Regions from separate parts of the Homo sapiens genome. Here region 2 is linked to region 1. The links are chromatin loops, found by intact Hi-C in ENCODE. Cell type or tissue: PC-3. All regions are shown on one strand.

The links. Peaks named below come from ENCODE experiments on the same cell type or tissue, not always from the same donor. Only the 100,000 strongest peaks of a DNase experiment are listed, where the experiment ranks them.
Region 2: it touches region 1 in a loop (6-fold over the local background); 42 of 110 quality-filtered maps call a loop at or near these places.

Annotation. Positions count from the first base shown.
Region 1 is chr11:35,482,978-35,487,977 of GRCh38, reverse strand. The region is part of intron 3 of PAMR1 (peptidase domain containing associated with muscle regeneration 1); the gene reads left to right. Among named protein-coding and RNA genes, the nearest start is that of PAMR1, 40 kb to the left of the region's middle. RefSeq lists a silencer at 1,990-2,039. In PC-3, CTCF peaks have their summits at 245 (motif pointing left), 1,883 and 2,095 (motif pointing right); DNase peaks (open chromatin) are centred at 2,147 and 3,367; H3K27ac peaks cover 1,460 bases.
Region 2 is chr11:36,263,736-36,268,735 of GRCh38, reverse strand. No RefSeq gene overlaps it. Among named protein-coding and RNA genes, the nearest start is that of COMMD9, 23 kb to the left of the region's middle. In PC-3, CTCF peaks have their summits at 2,323 and 2,522 (motif pointing right); a DNase peak (open chromatin) is centred at 2,535.

The DNA.
Region 1 (5,000 bases):
TAGGTAGCATATCTTGTTTGTTAGTAATTATATGGTAGGAACTGTGCTGAGCACTTTATGTGCCATGTCTTGTTTCATCTGTACAATCACCCTATGAAAATACATACTCCCATTTTATAGATAATGAAACTGAGGCTCAGAGCTGTGAAGTAACTTGCCTGAGGCCGTACACTTTGGGGTAAAGCCCAGGACGATTCCAGACCCCTTACTCTTGTTCTTAACCACAGTCCTAGTCTGCCTCCTGCTGGTGAGTTCTCCCGTTTTCTCTGGGAAGTAGGGAGTGAAATATCTGCTGAGAATGAGTAGAAGTGAGGTTGGGGCTTGAAAGTACCAAAGGTTTGGGGCAGCCACTTGAGGAACAAGAAAAGGCACCAGCTGGTGTTAAGCTTAAAGCATATCCAAGCGAGACGGAGGACCCAGTCGAAGCCAGAGTTCCTAGGGAGGTGATGCAGTCAGTTAGGACGTTGGCTGATGCTCTCTGGAAGTGCAGCAGCAGAAGGGAGTAAAACCAGTTGTTTTGTTGATCCAAGAATAAGCTGAGACATGACTGACCAAGGATCCCAGCTGGGAAGGACATGAAATCAGAAAGAGCCTGGTAGAGGGGCAATAGGGACAGGAGGTCTTAAGTGGAAAAGCAGGCTTGGTGGTAATGAAGTAATGGAACACATAGGTGGAATGGGTATTATGGTCAGAGAGTAGAGTTTCTAAGTTGAAGCTTTCAGGGATGGTGGTGATAAAGTGTTCAGTTTTTTTTTTTTTTTTCTGGGTAACTAACAATCTCAAAGGACAAATGTTTGTTCTTTCTCATGGGTCTGTGAGTTGGCAGGCATTCCACTGATTTCAACTGGGCTGACCTGGGCTGGTTGTGCTCCAGGCTGCAGGGCTTAGGCAGAAGGGACAGCAACCATCAGGGGATGCTCTTCTCAGGGTGGGTCGCAGAAGCACAAGAGGTCAAGCCAAACACACAGGTGCACATAAGGCCTCTGCGCACATCACACTCACCCATATTCCACTGGCCAAAAGAAGTCACATGGCTAAGTTCCCAATGAGTGAAGTAGGGAAGTATATGCCATCCCAAAGGAAGAGGGGTGGATAAATATTTCTAAACAATACTTCAGTCGCTCCATGTGAGTAAGGGGGTTTGTTCAGGGTGCAGGGGACAGGAAGGAAAGAATATTTGCATGCAAGAAGTCAATACAGCAAATGGTAACAAAACAAGGATAGCAGTCACCCAAATGTTATGAAACAGAAAATATTAATATTCAGAAATCCTGAGCATGTGTCTTTTTAAATAGCACCTACTGGTCAAATCTTGGGTTGCACCTTGGTGTAAGACGCTGTTTATGGAGCCTCATTGATTGGGCTGGTGATTGTGTCCATTTGAGGGTCCAGGCTTTCTCAAGGACAGCAGAACTGGCTCAGAGCAACCAGTCTATCACCTAGGCAGGCAGAACAGAGAGCTCACACCTTCGTGCATTAATCTACCCATCCAGTCAAAAGATATTTCTTGAATGGATGCTTCTAGGTGCTGGATGTACAATGATAAGCCAGACGGGCATGGTCTCTGACATCTTAGAGCTTGCGCTTTAGAGAGGAGATTTTTTTTAAAGTTAAAAAAATAGAATGTGGTCAATGCTATGAAATTGAAAAAACAAACTAATGGTCAGATTCTATCCGATCTGTGTTGGTTCAGTTTTGCTTGTTCAATTACGTTATGCTTGTTCTGAGAGCCTCATTCCACACAGTGTATGTTACCACTGCCATGAGCACTGATGGAGCATTTCTTATGGAGCACTGGGCTGGTCACCAGGGAACACAATGATTCCGCAATGAGTTTACAATCCATCTGTGAAAACAGTGCTTGACCATAAGAAGACATCAATATGATGTTATTAGGTTCTTATCACCCTCACCTCATACTGGCACTAAATAAATGTGTAGGGAATTCATAGGAAGAAGTAATTCATTTCACTCTTTGTTGAATGCCTGCCTGGTGCTGAGCACTATGCTGCCTGCCTACGTTAAGGGTCGCCTACATATGGCTGGGACACAGCGCCGGAGCCCCATGGCAGTGCAAGCATTTTCCCACTAGATGGCGCCCAAGCGATCCTTTCAGACAACGTTATCCTGAAGGCGCTTCCTTCTGAGTGTCTCTGAAGAGCCTGGGCATTTTTTTTTCCTGAGTACCATACAGAGCCTTAGAAGGAGGGAGGAGTGGCGGGCAAGTGCCAGAAGGATCAGAGCTGTTTTATATGTGGGTTAGAGAGCATCTGGCACTGAACAGATGCAGTAGCACCTTTATTTGCTCACTGTCCTTGACAATGTTTATATTACTAACCTAACTAATGACAACCTTAAAATTCATTATGGAATTGATTCATGCATAACCATTGGCAGGTTGTATTATCCAGGAGGATGGGCAAACGGCCTGAGGCTATTGAGCCCAGGAGAGAACTTATTCACATCTTTCTGCCCAGGAAAGATTGGTTTAGTAATCTCAGAATATCCAGACTAAGAGCTACTGGCACTTTATCGCCATTAAAAAAAGAGCTGTTCTTTCTACCTTTCTCCACTCTTTAATGTAAAACCTTCAATTCTACAGAGAGTTGAAAGAATAGTATACATCCATATGCTCCTTTCCAGGATTTGCCACTTTTTATCATTCTCCAACATCTGGCTCTCTCTCTCTTTTTCTGCACTTTAAGACTCATGAATTTTAATTTTTTTCTGTTTCATAGTGTTATCATAATTTTTCTTTTGATGCTTAGATTGTTTCAGATTTGGCCCGTTAAGCAGGCTGCACCTCATTTCTCCTTGAGCACTTACTTGCATTCTACCCCTGACCCTCAAATGTTTTAAGTTCACCTTGATTTTCTATGCCCAGGTCTTGAAACAAGCTATTTCTCCCTGCATCCTGGTTTCTTATAGTGGGAAATTGTATTTAGGAACTGCGATTTGGGTGCTGGCTATTAGAGGTGCTGATATCCAAAGTCGAAACCAAGGCTTCCTCTTAGGGTTTCTTAAACTCAAAAGTTGCGTTCTGAAGTGGAACCACTCTGCTGACTTCCACTGCTGACCACTGGACTGGTGTTGGTTTAGCTTGGCCCTAGGCTGAGTTCCTTGGCCATCAAAAAAGATGAGCAGCAGGAGGGCCCAAGAGCGACCCAGAATGCCACACTTCTAGCTGGCATGGCAGTGATCCCAGCCTTTCAGTCCCTGAAGGATACTGGGCATCTAAGGAGGTTAGGAAAGCAACCCAGATGAGAGGATTTATGGGGAGAGATTATAGGTCCTTAATACATTTATCTTCTTAGTCATATTTTGGACAGAGGCAGAGAAACAGAGGAACTGGCCATAAGCCATGCCCAAAAATGTTTGTAGGGTGAGTTATCGGAGAGGAAGAGGATTTGTGCAGGCCGATTCCTGAGCCATAAGTAGGAATGATTAAGAGCAAACTTAAGGGGAGTGGGGAGAAGGCTTACAAAGCTGTGTGTTACTGACTTTCGGGGCTGCCCTCCAGGGGAGCTGCGGAATCGCCTAGGGTGGAGTTACTGAAAGCTGCCTCATCTCGCTCCAGACTTTTGTGTCCTGATGCTCCCAGAAAAAGAACAATGCTCAGGTCGATTCAAACTGGGGATGGTATTAGGTGGCAGTTAGCAGCCTGGGCTTGGATTTGAATCTCTGTTTCTTTCCTGGCTTTGGGCAAGGTTACCCAATCTTTGTGAATCTCAGTTTCCTCATTTACAAAATTGGGATCCTCATAGTGGCCTTGAGAGTTTTTGTGAAGATTAAGTGAAGAACTGTCTATAAATCCCTTAATATGGAGTCTGGTATATAGTAAGTGCTCAATAAATGGTGGATAGAGTCTGGTATATAGTAAGTGCTCAATAAATGGTGGATGCTATTCTTATAATCCAGAGCCATGAAATGAGCTCTATTTGTTAGTTGTTGTTTTGGGTGGCAGGGGAAGAAATCAATATAGGGCCAGAGAAGAAAGATAATAAAAGAGAAGCCTTTAAGGTTAGAGAATACACACTGGGCACAAGGAGGTAGTCTTCACCAGACAAAGTATTGTATGGCAAATAGTATTTTATATTTTATGTGCTGAAGCTCTTTGACCACAGAGAATTCATGTTTAAATCTTTGCAGAGGATTTTATGTTGTTAAAGAACTCATCAATCATAGCTCAGCTTCTGGTGAAGGTATAGAAGGATGTGAAAGACCTTCCCTCCTGCTCAAACAGTAAGAAATCACTAGATTAAACCAAAGAAAATAACAGTTTTCATTAAAACCATAATATGAAATCTAAAAGAATTTAAACTCCAGAGGGGTGAATTCTTCCAGGATGAGCAAGAGATTCGGGATGCTTCATACTTGAAGGCAGCTGCTGCGGTTGGGGGCAGGGCAAGTGCAGGAAGGGGCCTACCAGAGAAGGAGGAGGAGAAGACAGGAAAACTTTTGAATCTATGGGCTGACCAGTTGAACTTAAATCTAGAAGAGACTCCAAGGCAAAGACAATCCTCTCCACCAAGTATTTTATTAAATGGAATTTGCCTGTGCAAGCAGAGGCTGGAATGAGGCTACGAAGCAGGAGATCTTGGGATGTTGTCACCTTGCAGCTTTATAAGCTTGTGGTCTCAAAGTCTCACAGTCTCATGGGCTCACAGCTTCCCAGTCTTGTAGTCACAGGAGTGCAGGAAGCTGGGGGAAGGAGGAGATGAAAATCAAAGAGAGATTTCCTTAGGTTTATGGGGTTTGAATTTCAAGGCTCTTCTGGTGAGATTATAGCTTCAGTCCTGCCCCAAATCAGCTTAACCCTTGATTGGGTCAAACTGATTCATCCCTGATCAGTTCTCCCACCAGCCTAATAGAGGAGAGGGCGTTTGCAATCAAAGGAAACAATAGATCTCTTGTTGTGAACAAGCAAGGAAATAAGATCTACATTCAAGAGAACAACCAGTCAAAAGAAATAGAGCATGGGTGATGAAATGGAAATTTTC
Region 2 (5,000 bases), 780 kb before region 1:
GTCCAGCGTGGTGCGAGAGGCTCTCCGTTACTTTGTTCAGTAAGCTGAGATGTTATCAGAAGTGACAATTTTTAAAAAAATTATTATTTGTTTTAATATTTTAATCTGGAAGCCATTGGCTACCTGGCATTTTGAAAGTTTTCCAGTGGTTGAACATTTACAAGAACAATTGTGAACCTGTGCCTGTTGGCTTCCAAATACTGATCGTTCCTAAACATTCTCTTACCAGCATAATGTTGACCTTTGCACAACTTCCTTCTTTCTTTGGTGCTCACATTTCTGTGATTTAATCGTCCTTTTTACAAGTACTTTAAGAAAGAAAAAATAAAAAAGATTTTCTAGTAGTATTCCCTGGTTGGTGTCAGAGGACCCTAAACTCTAAGGAGAGGGAATGGTTCTTTATTTGGGGAAGTGTCAAGAGCTCTTGAAGGTTAGTCTGAGAGGCTGAGTTTCTATTAGCCTCAGGTCCTTGGGAAAGTCTCTAATGGGCTTTTAGGTCTCATCTGTAAGTAGAGATGATAACTACTTAAGTAATGCATCTCATAAATTTACAGTAAACTGCATAGACCCACAGGCTGAAGAATGGAACTTTCTTGGCTATTGTTATCAATGTTGAACTAGCCATATGACCTAACACACATACCACACAGTAAAATACAATACTGTCCCAACAAACTGAATGATAAAGGATTTGAGAGATGCTCTGGGATATCAGAGGGCATGGGGTCATTGTTATACACATGCTGGATCCCCAGCTCAGGGGATGGCCTCTGCTTAGAATTTCAGGAACTCTGATAAAGCTCTTACTCAAGATATTTTTGCTTATTTGCTTATTAAACATCAGGGAGCAAGAGTCACTGTATTAGGATATTGATTTGGCTGCTTTAACAAAAACCCAGTTTCCATGGATTAAAGAATTTAGAAGTTTCTCTCTATGTAAAAGTCTGAGCTGGTAGGGGCTTTGAGTGGGTAGGATCGTTCTGCTCTGGTTTATAGACTCAGAATCCTTCCATCTTGTTTCACCAGCCACCAAGTATTGCCCTCATTGCTGTGAGCAAAGCCTGTGCCCCATCACCCTCCAAGTCTATATCCCAGCCATGGGAAAGAGGGAAGGGGAAGAGGATGAGGAGGAGGAGGGTATACCCCAGAAGTTGCCACGTTATTTTCACTCATATCCCACTGGCCTCAATCACATGATCTATACTTAGCTGCAAGATAGGTTGGGAAATACAGTCTCTGCTGGGTGGTCTTGTGTGTAGCTAACACATTGGGGTGGGGGAGGGCAGGAGAATGAGCTAGTGGGTTTCTGTATTTTACTGAAATAGAGCAGATAGTGAGAGACAATTCACAGGTACGGTCATAAACACCCACTCAGCTGACTACAGCTCAGTGTGGCTTAATTTATCAGTTGCTTTCCTGGAAGCAGCTTTTCTGCAGGAAGAGAAAAGAACAGAAAGGAACTATGCAGTGGTGGGGAGGAGCAGGTGGTGATGTGGGTGCTTCTTGAGGACAGAGACCATGTCTCATTCACTCGGTATCCATGATATCTTCCACTGTGACTGGCGCACAGTAGATTGCCCCATAAATGTCCCTTTGCATCCCACTTCTTCCACAAACTCACAGGATTTGACCTGTGTAGTAAACCATGCCTGAATTAGATTGAATGCAATAGAATGGCAGACTGACAGAATTCACGCTCACTTGAATTGCTCGTCCTAAATCGACCTCAGCTGGGCCCTAATTCACCAACTAGGTGATTTCATCATTCTCCAGCTTGCTTTCATTCTCCAGCATTGATTTCTGGCCTTTATTGGTTTTGAGTCTGTGAGCGTGGGAGATTTGTTCATAGCAGTCTCCCAGCCACACTATTTGGCTTGGGTAGGAAGAGGTAGGGATTGGGAACTCTGGATGAGGGTAGGAAGGAGCTGCTGCTGAGGTGGTAAGTGGAGGGGCAGACGTGGATCTTCTGAGCTCCTGCCACTGTAGAGTTCAGGGACCAGCACTTCCAAGGGGTCAGCAAAGTCTCCAACTGCTGGAGGAGGGCAGGAAAGAGGCACTAGCCCTGGGCCTGAGCAGAGGTGGCAGCATGGTCACCAGGGCTTTGCCCCGCCATGCCCTCTCTCTGGAATGCCTTCCCTTAATCCTGGCCTAATTCCTATTCATCCTTCTGGATTCAGGAGCAGCACCTAACAGGGGCCCAGGAAGTCAAATTAACTGGCCTGTCTTCCCCACCTGCGTTTTCTCCATCATTCCTCAGCACACTGCATTTTAATGGTCTGTGTCTGTGCCTTCCCCCACACACTGTTCACCTTTCTGTTCCCCACACCTGAGCGCACAGATAATGGGCAGCTTCTGTGGGTACCGAGAGTTTCCTGGCACCAGCTGAACTGGAAGTGTATCCCTGGGGCTACTTCTATAAAAGACATTATTGGTCAAGGGGCCATACCCTGTTTGGTGACCCAAGGTTCTCATGCGCAAAAGCCAAACCTCACCTGGGCGCAGCTGGAGCTTGCCCAAGATGCCCAGCAGATGGCGCAGTCGTCCTCCTTATCTTCCCACCCTGGCCTAAAATCGGAACAAAGACCAGGGAAGCTGAGGGAAGGTGGGGTAGTGGGCAGGCCTCTCCTAGAACCCCGCAAGGGGAGACGCTTCCTGCAAAAGAAAACCTCAGGCCCAGACCCTTCACCTAACAGAACTCTCCTGCTCAGGCCCTGGGCAACATAGGCAGAGAAGGCAGAAGACAGAGCAGGCAGCGCAGGCCCACCCAGGGCACCCATTCAACCCTGCTCCCCAGACCCAGCTGCAGAAGCCCCCAGGGTCTCCTCGGTGCTTCTGAAATGCCACCATTAGGGCCCATTAGATACAACTCTTCCAGATCAGGTTTTGCTCATGGCAACCATGCAAGTCCCACAGTCAGTCCACAGTGGAACTTTCTACACCTGGACAGGTGGTGGAGCCAGGATTCAAATTTAGGTCTGCTTAGAGCTAAGTCTCAGTTTCTCATCTCTAAAAGGGAGAGATGGAAAGTACTTTTTCCTGGCAATGCAGCTTGGAGGGGATTCATTGTACATGAAGGTGTCTGAGAAATAAAAGATGCCCAGTGTTGGTTTAACTTCAAATATGTACACAGGTGCCTCCACTGGGGTGAGCCCTTCCACACATCAGAGGACTCATCAGTTCTTTTCTGAGAGTAGGTTTGATGTGATGGGGTTGGGGATGGGGGGACATGGCAAGGAGTCCTTGTCACCTCTCATCTGGACGAGTCCAAAGGCCTCCAAACTGGTTCCCTGCCTCCCATCGTGCCATCCCTCTCACCCCGCCTCCCATCCTTCCTCCTCATTGCTGCAGGTGTCTTGCAAATGGAAATCTGATGTCACTCTCCTGCCTAAAATACTCAGAATAAAGCCCAAACTCAGAAAAATATTATTCAGTGTCCTTTACAACCTGATTTCTGACGACATTTTAGTCTCATGAAATAAAATTAAGAAATGGACTTAAATCAGAATCAGCAGTGCCAGGGCCAGGGGCTGGAATGGGTCCTGGGTGATGATTCGGGTCAGCTCTGGGCCTCAAGGCCAGAAGCAGTGACAGGATGAGGAAGAAGGGAATGAGAGGGCTTGGTAGCCCGCATTGTCCAATTCTCGATCTGCGTTTTCTCAAGGGCAGGGCCTGGGACAGTGCCTGTAGTTACAGATACTCAGTCAGGATTTGTTGAATGCATGTAGGAATGAATGAACAAATGAATGAAAAAAATGGCTATCCTGACTGGGACTAGGGTTGACTGAGTGGTCACTCAGTCAGTGCCACCAGCCACTGCCTTTTGCTAACCTCAGAGGCTGGAAGGGGCACTGCTGGAGGACAGTGAGGCTAAGGAGAAGAGAGCTCGTCTCAGCTGCACCATCTGGGACCCAGCTCTAGGGGTCTGGGTAACAGTGACATCAAGAGCAGAAATCCTAGAGCCTGCTATGCCCACAGCCTCTGAATGCTTGTCCCAAACCTCCCAAGAAAATCACCCGGGCTGCAGAGCCCCAGGGAACCCCCGTGGTCATCCAGGGTGCATGGGCATGACTGCTGACCATCTGTTTCCCAGGATGGATTTCTCCCTGGCACAGATGGTGAATCCAGACTCCTCTCTCCCATGTCAAACAGCCAGCTGTGGAAGACACTGCATTGCTGCAGTCTCTGCCTGGTCTCTCTCGTGACCCCATTTTCCACATCATTCGCCTCCACTCCTCTCCACATGTTGGTTTCATTTCAACCTTACCCAAAAAGAACTCCTCCCTCTGGTTGGTCTGTTGAGCCATCTCACAAAATGAAATTCATAGCGTCTGAAGCAGTGGGAAACTCTTCTCTTTGCTTGTTTAGCAGAGACATGGGTATCCCTTCATCCCCCTTCACAACCTTAGCCCATCCTCATCATGATCTCTCACCTGGAATACTGGATTAGCCTCCAAAGGGCACCCTGCACTGGCCTTGTCCTCCCCAAGTCCAGCCTTCCCAGTGCTTTCCAGAAAGTAAACTTGATCTGGTTTTACTCGCTAAACCTGGTCCCACCTTCCCGGGCTTCTCCATCTTAGTAAACAACAGCTCCAACCAGAGACGTGGGAAACATCACTGCCTCCTTCTCTGCCTGCTGCTATACCCACCTTCCTCCCATTTAATCCATTAGCAAGACTTGCTGGTTCTCTCTCCAAAATATACTCACATTGGTCCATTTCTCTCCATCTCTGCACCACCTTGGTTAATGACTCTGTCATTTCTCACCTATGGTAGCCTCTAAGCATGATGACATCTGACACCCTCTGCCTCCTGAGCTCATAACACTTTCCTCAGCACTCCATTCACACCAACCTTCCTTCAGTTCCAAGAGTCCTCCAAAGTCTTTCCAGCCGCAATGCCTGTGCACTCACTGCATCCCCCACCCACCCCTCGCCCTGCTCCAAACTGTAACACTCTTTCCCCTGCTCTTGAAAAGACTGGGTTCTTCCCATTTTTTTAAT